Regions from separate parts of the Homo sapiens genome. Here region 2 is linked to region 1. A link is a contact called in ENCODE Hi-C or POLR2A ChIA-PET data. All regions are on one chromosome and are shown on one strand. The core of a region is the stretch at or near the end of the contact, and the rest is flanking DNA. Distances in the headings are between cores, read along the strand shown.

Region 1 (4,892 bases), core at 1,739-4,238:
GGTGTCACATAAAAATTTACATCTAACAATTTCCAAGGTAATGCTGATGTTGCTGGTCCATGGACCACAATTTGAGAACCATTGCTTAAGGGAATTAAACATATGACTATGATATGGTCACCATCTTCAAGAAATTTACAATTTTATTCTGGGTGTGAAACCAAAATTATAACTGAGAAAATTATTACAGTGAAAGACGTCTGACCTGACTAACTCCATGTTGCTTCTAACTTCCAGGCTGTCCTTGTTCATTCCTGGGCATAGGCCCAACTAACTTTGGGAGGAACTTAGTTTATAGTTTAACTTTGAAACAAAGACAATAACAGCCCTTTGTCAAAATAAAACCCCTTTCTACCTGGAGACTAGACTGCCTTTGCAGGACTAAAAAATTAGCCACAAAATTAGATATTATGGTTTAGGAGTCATGCAGCTGGAGGCTACAAGATTCTGACTCTCCCTAAATTACTCCTCAGGATAACCTCACTATTGTAAAACCTAAGATCAGTGCTTGAGATATTCTGCAGACCCTGCACTTAATGGATCAGCCGGCATCATCCAGATAAATAAACTGGTGCATCTGGTCTTGTGGCCCCACAAGAGGACACAGCACAAGAGGACAGCTTCAACTCCTTATGATTCATCTTCAACCCAACCAATCCACACTCCCTACTCACTGGCCTCCCACCCACCAAATTATCCTTAAAAACTCTGATCCCCAAATACGTGGGGAGACTGATTTGAGTAATAATAAAACTCCGTTCTCCTGTACAGCCAGTTTTGTGTGAATTAAATGCTTTCGCTATTGCAATTCCCCTGTGTTGATAAACCGGCTCTGTCTAGGCAGTGGGCAAATTGAACCTGTTGAGCAGTTACAGGGTCAAATAGTAAATAGGAGAAATTTCGTAAAAAATACAGTATTTAAAAATTGTGGCAGCCAGAAATAGAAAAGACATTACATGATCTTGCCTCTTGTTGATGCACGTAATTGATGGCTATATCAATTTTATGGCCAATAATTATTATTGGTGTTTATGGAAAACAAAGATCATTTCAGATTGAAATGATCATACAACTAGTTCATAAGATATAAAGTGAGTCTTAAAGGAAATTTAAGAAGAATTGAGGGGTTGAATTCTCAGGGTGGAGTAGGATGAATAAATACATGAAAAAGGGACAGTTAGAGCTGATAAAATAAAAACTTCAGCCAAATTAAATGTAAAGGAGTTTAATTGAGCAATGAATGATTTGTGAATCAGGCAACCCCTAGAATCACAGCAGATTCACAGAGACTCCAGCGCAGCCACGTGGTGGAAGAAGATTTATAGACAAAAAAAGGGAAATGACGTACAGAAATCGGAAGTGAGGTACAGAACGGCTGGATTAGCTACAGATTGGTGTTTGCCTTATTTGGACACAGTTTGAACACTCAGCAGTGATGAATGGTTGAAGTATGGCCACTGAGATTGGCCAATACTTAGCCATTGTTACAGGTGCATACTCCTGAGTTAGGTTTTCAGTCTGTCAACCTATTAAGCTAGGTTGCGGTTCCTCCACAAGGACTCAAATATAGAAGTTCAGAGAACTTCTTGGGCCATACTTAGTTTGCTTTAACAGAGCAATAGTACAAAGGAGAGGAATCAAACAATGTGCCTGGAGATAAAGAGAATAAGTTCATTCACCTGGAACCTGGGATTCATGCAAAGGAAGAATGTAAATTTAGGTGGAAAGTGGAGAGAAAAAAGGAAAGGTTTGAGCATGAGAGCAATAGTATAAGAAGAGGTGGGCTAGTAACATTTTTTTGTTTGTCTTGGAGGGGGGTGATGAAATTATATCTATATTGATTTTTTGTTTCTTATCTGTTATCTGTCTTATTTATAAAGAAACAATGGTTCTGGGAAATACCAAAGCCACCTCCTGTACAGAAGCACATATTCCAAACTAATATGTGCTCCACTGAAACTGCCTTTGCAAAGATTGTATCAGTGAGAAAATTATGGCAGTGGGGAGATCTGGTCTAACCCAACCTCCATCTTGCCTTTTCCTCAATTATTCCTGGGCTTTTGGGCCTAGCTAACTTTGAGAGACATTTAGGTTATAGTTTAAATGATAATAGCCCTTCCTCAAAACTCAACTTTGTAAGCTAATGAAAGACCACCAGGCTATGGGGAGGAGAGGAATCTGAATTCTGCTAAGGTGTAGACTGGTTACAAGATACGCAACTTGTCAGTTACCTTTGCATATAACCTCACTATGTAGATTGGCCTTTTGAGGTATCTTTTCAGGTTTTTTGCATGTCTCACACCCATGGCTCTACCTGGACCCATTGACCAATGACTCTTCTGTGGCCCCACCCAGAAGCAACTCAATGCAAGAGGACAGCTTCAACCCCCTATGACTTCATGTTCTCCCCAACCAATCAGCAGTTAAGCACACATTGCACAGCCACCCCCACTCCTTCCCCCTAACTAATTAAAAAAAAAAAAAACCTAACCTGTGAGCCTTTAAGGAGATTAATTTGAGTAATAACTCTGTCTCTGGCATGACATGATTGGTCTTCTGTCAATTAAACTCTTCCTTTACTTCAATGCTGTGGTCTTTACTTGTGCAGCAGGCAGGAAGAAACCATCAGGGGATTACACCATTTCTATCACTACAGTCTCTTGTATGATGTTGACAAAGCCAAATAGCAGGACAAAGAGTGTCAAAATTTTTGTAATGCTTGGTTTTTGTGTGATAAAAACCAGGCCCTGGAACAAGTTATCATAGCCCATTAAGATTCTACTTTTTAAGGCAAGGTGCTGAAAACATCGCTATTGTCTGAGAAGATTCTACAGCTATCGTTGCATCAAATCCTTTTCAGAGATAAATTGCAAAATACTCAGAGCTGCTATAGAACGTGCACTGTTCAAAGTACAAGGACTTGTTATAGGGAAGTACTGTGCCTTGAAAGTGACTGACTTTCCCTTGTACTCACACCAGGTGACAGAGTGTCAAACCTGGCACAGTCCAGTTGCCATCAATATTCATTAACAACCAGGAAATACACAGAAACGCAGCCCTTGATTTTCTAAGCAGGGAAAACTCTTTGTTTTAGAATATATCTCTTTATAAACAATATTTTTCAATATAACAAACTATCAAAATATTTTGTATCCATTCATTTGTGTAATGAATACTCCATAGATATAGAATTAAATTTTACAAAATTGAACTAAAATAAGTCTAGGGCTTTTAAAAAATGTGATTAGATAATTTTAGGCATATTATATTTCACATTCTCCTACTGGTTACACAGTAACATTCTGCCAGGAAATTTGCCAAATTTTTTGTGCTCATTCCAGTAAGTTAGGTAGGAGACAACATTTTTTCCCCCGAAAGACTGCAAACACTTCATCATCCATTCACCAGTGTGAAAACAATATTTAAGAAGAAATTCTCTTCCACCCACGCATGTACTCCTCAGGATAACAGTTTGTCTTATGTGTAAATTCCTTCTGGTGACTGCCACGTGGGTCTTGATTTTAAAAAGCAATGAGCCTACACTCAAAGGCAAACATTTCTACCAGTATCTCGACTTTTCCTCCTCTCCCTTAAATCTGACCAGTGTCAGAAGAGAAGATATCCTTTCCTCCCTGGCTATCAGAAAGCAGAGCTGTGGGGTGTTTCTCTTCTCCTGATCAGGACACATTGGCTTTCAATGTGTTCACTTTTGAAATTCATGTCACATATGACTAAAGTTCACTGGGATGAACCAACACTATTTTCATATGTAGAAATGCCACCAAGAGGCTTTATTTAGTTCAAAGTGCACAGAAAACTTCTGATATTCTACAGCATGTATTGTCTGTGGCACCTTGTCATGTCACTCTATCATGTATTTCACTATTTGAGTGCTGTGTGCTCTGTGTAAATATTTTCCCCTAAGATTGTAGGCTCCTTCCATCTGGGGACAGCACCAGGTGCCTCTTTTGTGGTTTTTGGGGCCTGTACCTGTACTTGAGCATAGCAAATACTTGTACATAGATAGATTAACAAATTAAGGAAAGCACTTGTAAATTCTGGACCATTTGTTAATTACTAGGGAATCAGATAATGAGTAGAACCTTAAAAGTCAGTACTAAAGTAATGCTTTTATTTTGTTTTTGTGGATGAGATAATGTGACAGATTTGTGCATCTTAAACAAACTTATAATAATTATATCAGGAAAGAAAAGCATAATCATATACCATCAAACAATATCATGTGTGAGGACAAACAGAAGGATATTCTAGGAATTGAATCCTATATATGCTATACTCATGAAGAAAAATACAAGTTGGCTTACTTTATGCTCAGCCTCAACCAGGTCATGTTATAGACTGAATGTTGTGTCCCCCGCAATTCATATGTTGAAGTCCTAACTCCCAGTGTGGCTGTATTTGGAGATGGGGTCTCTAATGAAGTAATTAAAATCAAATAAGTTCATAAGGGTAGGTCCCTGGGGTTGAAGTCTAAGACAAGACACCAGAGAGCTGGTTTTCTTTCTCTCTCTAGGTATTCACCAAGGAAAGGTCTTATAAGGACATGGAAAGAAGGTGGCTGTCTAGAAGCCAGGAAGAGAGTCTTCATCTGAAACCAAATTGGCCAGACCCTTGATCTTGAACTTCTAGCTTCCAGTATTGTGAGAAATAGATTTTTGTTGTTGAAGTCAACAATCATGTATTTTGTTATGGCGGCCTGAGCTGACCAATACAGTCTGCCATATCTGATCTCTATTAGCTGTCTTCTATTTGCTTCTAATTTTTATCAGTCTGCATCCTACCAGCCCAAAGGTGAGATAGTGAGAGTGACATTTAATTATCCTTGCTTTAAAGGCAACAAAAGGGTACCACCTAAGACATGGATGCACTGC
Region 2 (4,892 bases), core at 1,284-3,783, 40 kb after region 1:
TTTTTTCAACACAGTAAAAGGAACAGTTGTTTCTCATATAGACTTAATTCTGTTTCTGGAATTTCTATTCTCTTCAACTGACCTGTCTTTTCCATCCCTAGTGCTTTAAACCTGTGTTTTATTCTCTGGTAAGAAAGACCCCCTATTGCCTACTGTGTCTTTACTTTTTCTGTTTTGTTTTAAAAATATTTTTATTACTTAGCATATTTATTTTTCCCAAACATTTATTTTTAAGTATAATTTAGAATCATTTTGTTGATTGAAATTGGAACTGCAGTTGAGGTAATTTAATAGCTGAATTTGGGGAGAAGCAACATCTTTATAATATTAAGCCCTCTAGTGAGGAAACATGTTATGTTTCTCCATGTATTAAAGTTCCAGGGAAACAGAACCAATAGATATAGATATAGATATCTATATCTATATAATATGTGTGTGTAGATATATCTTTTATATATCATATATAACATGTCATATGAGATATATCTTTTATATATTATAAGATATATCTTTTATATATTATATATATCTTTTATATATTATATATAAGATATATCTTTTATATTTTATATATCATATAATATATATCTTTTATATATTATATTACATATATCTTTTATATATTATATATTATATATAATACGTGTATATATATCTTTTATACATATTATATATGTGTATAAAGATACATTTGTCTTTTATATATGTATCTATATATAATATATAATATACATATTATATATACATATTTTATATAATATGTAATAATTACATATATAATATACATGTATAATTACATATAGAATATGTAATAATAAATAATATACATATTATATATAATATATAATATATAAAAAAGATATATATACACACATTTATGTGTATATATGTTTTATATATAAAAGATATATATTATATATAAAAGATATATAAAATGAATATATAAAATATATATAAGAATATAATAAAATATATCTTTATATATATCTTTTTTATATATATATAAAAGATACTTATAAGAATATATTGGTCCACATGATTATGAAGGCTGAGAATGTACTTAATCTGCCATTTGCAAGCTGGAGACTTAGGAAGGCCAACGGTGTAGATTCCATTTCCATCTGAGGCACTGAGAACCAGGAATGCCTAGGGGAGGAGACAGAGGAAGTGTATTTAATCTCCCTCTGCCCTTTTGTTCTATACAAGACCTCAATGGATCGTGTGATGCCCACCCGTATTAGGGAGTGCCATCTGCTTTACTCAGTCTACTAGTTCAAAAGCTAATCTCTTTCAGAAACACCCTCACAGTCACACTCAGCAATAATGCTTAATTAGATATCTGGGCATCCCATGGCCCAGCCAAGTTGACATATAAGATTAATTATCGTACACCAGATATTCAAATTTGTCTTTATGACTCCCAGGAGTGTTTGGGAGTTTTATGTACATGAGTGGTATTTATATCCCTTAAGTATTTGTGGAGCACTTAGTCTATGCCAGGCATTGTTCTAGTGCTGGGGATACAATGAACTAGACAAGCAGGTGGATGTTCTGGTATGAGGAGATAGAATGTAAACATATGAATAAATTATTAATTTTTTAAAAATACATAGTGGGAAGTATTAAGAAGACAACAACAAAACAGGGTAGTGAGATAGAGTGCAATTGGGAAGTGGGGTCCGGGAGCTACTTTAGTAGGTGGTCAGGGAGTCCCCTCTAAAGAGATGGCATTTGAGAAAAGAAATGTTGCTAAAGATCCGGTTAGCTGAGGACATTTCAGGAGAGTGGCAAGCAAATGTAAGGCATAGATTTGATTGAGATTATTGTATCTGGGTCAGCATGAAGGCTGGCACGGTGGAGCAGATTGGGCAAGGGAAACAGTGTAATAAGTAATTGATATCTGAGGCAGGCAGTATCCAGATCACGGTTGAATTTGTAACCTGGGAAAAGGAGTTTCGCTTTACCACCTTGTTGCATCAGGAAGTCACTGAAGTGAGTTCTAAGCAGGGGAGAGATGTTATCAGATTTATGTTTTAAAAAGGTTATCCTGGCTGCAGTGTTGAAGACGAAGTGTTGCGTGAGAAGAGTGGAAGCGAGGATACTTGTTAGAAGGCTGTTGCAATACTCGGAGTGGAGAGCCAAGGTGAAGATGAAACCAGTAGCAACAATGAGCAAGAGCAGTTTACTTAGGTAACCTGAGTACTTATTAACCAGAGGAAAATCAAGATTGTGATTTCCCAAGAGGTTGCCTTCAAAGCAGTCTCTGATGCCTTTCAGGGCAAGAGATAGGACCCAGGAGGCAGGCTTAAAAAATTTTGGTAAGCAAATGCTAAATTGTGCAACAATTCCAGACAGCTATTTTGAGAGTACCATAGTGCCCCATTGTCTTCAGAATATATGTTCCAAGACCCTCCGTGGATGCCTGAAACCACAGATAGTACTGAACTGTATGTATGCTTAGAGTTTGTTTGTTTTTTTACCTGATAGCCTACATGACTATTAAGTGACTAACAAGCAGTGTATTAGTTTGTTTCACACTGCTGATAAAGACATACCTGAAACTGGAACAAAAGAGGTTTAGTTGGACTTACAGTTCCACATGGCTGGGAAGGCCTCAGAATCATGGTAGGAGGTGAAAGGCACTTCTTACATGCGGCAGCGAGAGAAAATGAGGAAGAAGAAAAGCAGAAACCCCTGATAAACCCATCAGATATCGTGAGACTTATTCACTATCACGAGAATAGCAGGGGAAAGACCAACGCCCATTATTCAATTAGCTCCTTCTAGGTCCCTCCCACTAAACATGGGAATTCTGGGAAATACAATTCAAGTTGAGATTTGGGTGAGGGCACAGCCAAACCATATTAAGTAGGTAGTGCATACAGTGTGGACATATTGAACAAATGGAGGATTCACTTACTGGACAGGATGGAGCATGAGGGCTTGATATTTCATCACACTACCCAGAACAGTGCACAACTAAAAACTTATGAATTGTTTATTTCTAGAATCTTCTATTTAATATTTTTAGATTGTGGTTTACAATAAGTATCTGAAGCTGGGGATAAGAGGGACTACTGTATTTGTTCCATTTTGAGTTGAGATACTTATTTTTTTCAAATCTTGCTGTGGGTTTTTAATATCTTTTTTTTGGAGACATAGTCTTACTCTGTCACCCAGGCTGGGGTGCAGTGGTGGGATCTTGGCTCACTGCAACCTCTGCCCCCTGCGTTCAGGTGATGTTCCTGCCTCAGTCTCCAGAGTAGCTGGGATTGCACGCTGCATCACAATACCTGGCTAATCTTTGTATTTTTAGTAGAGACAGGGTTTCGCCATGTTGGCCAGGCTGGTCTCAAACTCCTGGCCTCAAGTGACCTGCCAGCCTTGGCCTCCCAAAGTGCTGGGATTACAGGCATGAGCCACCATGCCTGGCCGATTTTTCATTATCGTTTTGGTTGTTGTTTAAAGACAGGGTCTCACTTTGTCATTCAAATTGGAATGCAGTGACAATCCTAACTCACTGCAGCCTTGAACTCCTGGGCTCAAGGGATTCTCTCCCCACAGCCTCCTGAGTAGCCTTCTGAGTAGCTATAGGGTCAGGTAACCACACCCAGGTAATTGTTCTGTTTTGTTGTCTGTAGAGATGGGTCTTACTATGTTGCTCAGGCTGCTGTTGAACTCCTGGCCTCAAGTAACCCTCCCACCACAGCCTCCCAAATGTTAGTGTTACAGCCAATATTTATTATCTATTCATGACTAGTAATGTAAATTATAAAGTTTCATTTTGATGAAGAATAAGCTTCATCTAAGCTCCCCGGTCCACATATATCAGATGAGAAAACAACAACCACCCTATAAATCAGTAATACAGAGAATGCAGGAGTATTCACCAGTGAAAATTTTAGAATCTGCAGACACTATGCCTTAACTGGGGATTTAAAAAATATGCATGTATTACTGATATAATTCATATAAAGGATTAGATAGTGGTACAATTTATCTATTTAGAAAAATATTTTTTATCTCATACTTGTAGAGAACCCAAAATTTCCCCCATTAACTTTCATTCTTCTTTGGTTATCATTGTTAATAGCTTGCATTGCTTAGTACTTCACAGTTAACCAATGTATTTAGTGCAAATTTATTTAGTCTTTCTTGTTATGCTGTGAGCTCATACATTATTACTTTCATTTCATAGATAAGAAGAAATTCAGACACATGAAATTGTCTGCCCATTAAAAACCTCTCAGTTGGAGAGTGGTTGACAGAGTATTAAAACTCTGGCCCTCTCTCTCCAAGACCAAATTATTTTTCCACCAGTCTACTGTCTAAAGATGTTAGTATAATTTTATGTTATATCAGAAAATAGCTCATTAATATTCATGGTTATTTGTTTAAAATTCACTTTCATAATCTAGAAAAAGCAAAATCCTGAAGGGATGAGGTAGGTTTTAAAGGGGGTGGGACTTGCAGGAATTCTGAGGGTGAGAAGGTTGGTGACATTTGCCATTTGACAGTCTTGTAGGCCCCTGGGATTCATTTGAGACTGCTAAGTCCAAGACTCTTCCCAGAGAAACAATTCACTGCTCTGAGGCACCTTGTGAACCTGCTCAGGCTCCCTGGCATAGATGGGGCAAGAAGGAAAGGGTAAGCACGCCTTGCATTGAGTCTGGTCTATTAAACTCTGGTCTATTTCATTTAAGCTCCTCAAATGCTGATTTTATTTTTTTCTCCTAGTAGTAAGAAATACTTTTTAGATATCCTTTGTTTATCTCACTAGATTTGGAAAAAAAAAAAAAAAAAAAAGAATACTTACCCTTGGTGGAAATCTGCCTTATTCCTAATAACACTATTGGTTATCTCTGACTGTTTTTGTCATTTTTGTTATCCCT

Evidence for each region. A loop is a pair of places that touch in the nucleus more often than their neighbours do. ChIA-PET counts read pairs that join two places held with the same protein, here RNA polymerase II (POLR2A). Pooled maps may share reads with other maps.
Region 2: a loop to region 1 is called in a map of Calu3, with 5 times the contacts of the local background. The contact joins two enhancer-like sites. A Hi-C loop is called at or near these places in 2 of 168 maps with a recorded cell type or tissue (Caco-2 and Calu3) and 1 of 50 pooled maps. POLR2A ChIA-PET finds 5 or more read pairs at or near these places in 1 of 52 experiments (GM12878).

What each region holds. Positions count from the first base shown.
Region 1 is chr1:197,952,288-197,957,179 of GRCh38, forward strand. No RefSeq gene overlaps it. Among named protein-coding and RNA genes, the nearest start is that of LHX9, 37 kb to the left of the region's middle. Within about 2 kb of position 2,989, at least 2 of the 41 ENCODE cell types and tissues checked have a DNase peak (open chromatin) inside an H3K27ac peak, as active enhancers do.
Region 2 is chr1:197,993,103-197,997,994 of GRCh38, forward strand. No RefSeq gene overlaps it. Among named protein-coding and RNA genes, the nearest start is that of LHX9, 78 kb to the left of the region's middle. Within about 2 kb of position 2,534, at least 2 of the 41 ENCODE cell types and tissues checked have a DNase peak (open chromatin) inside an H3K27ac peak, as active enhancers do.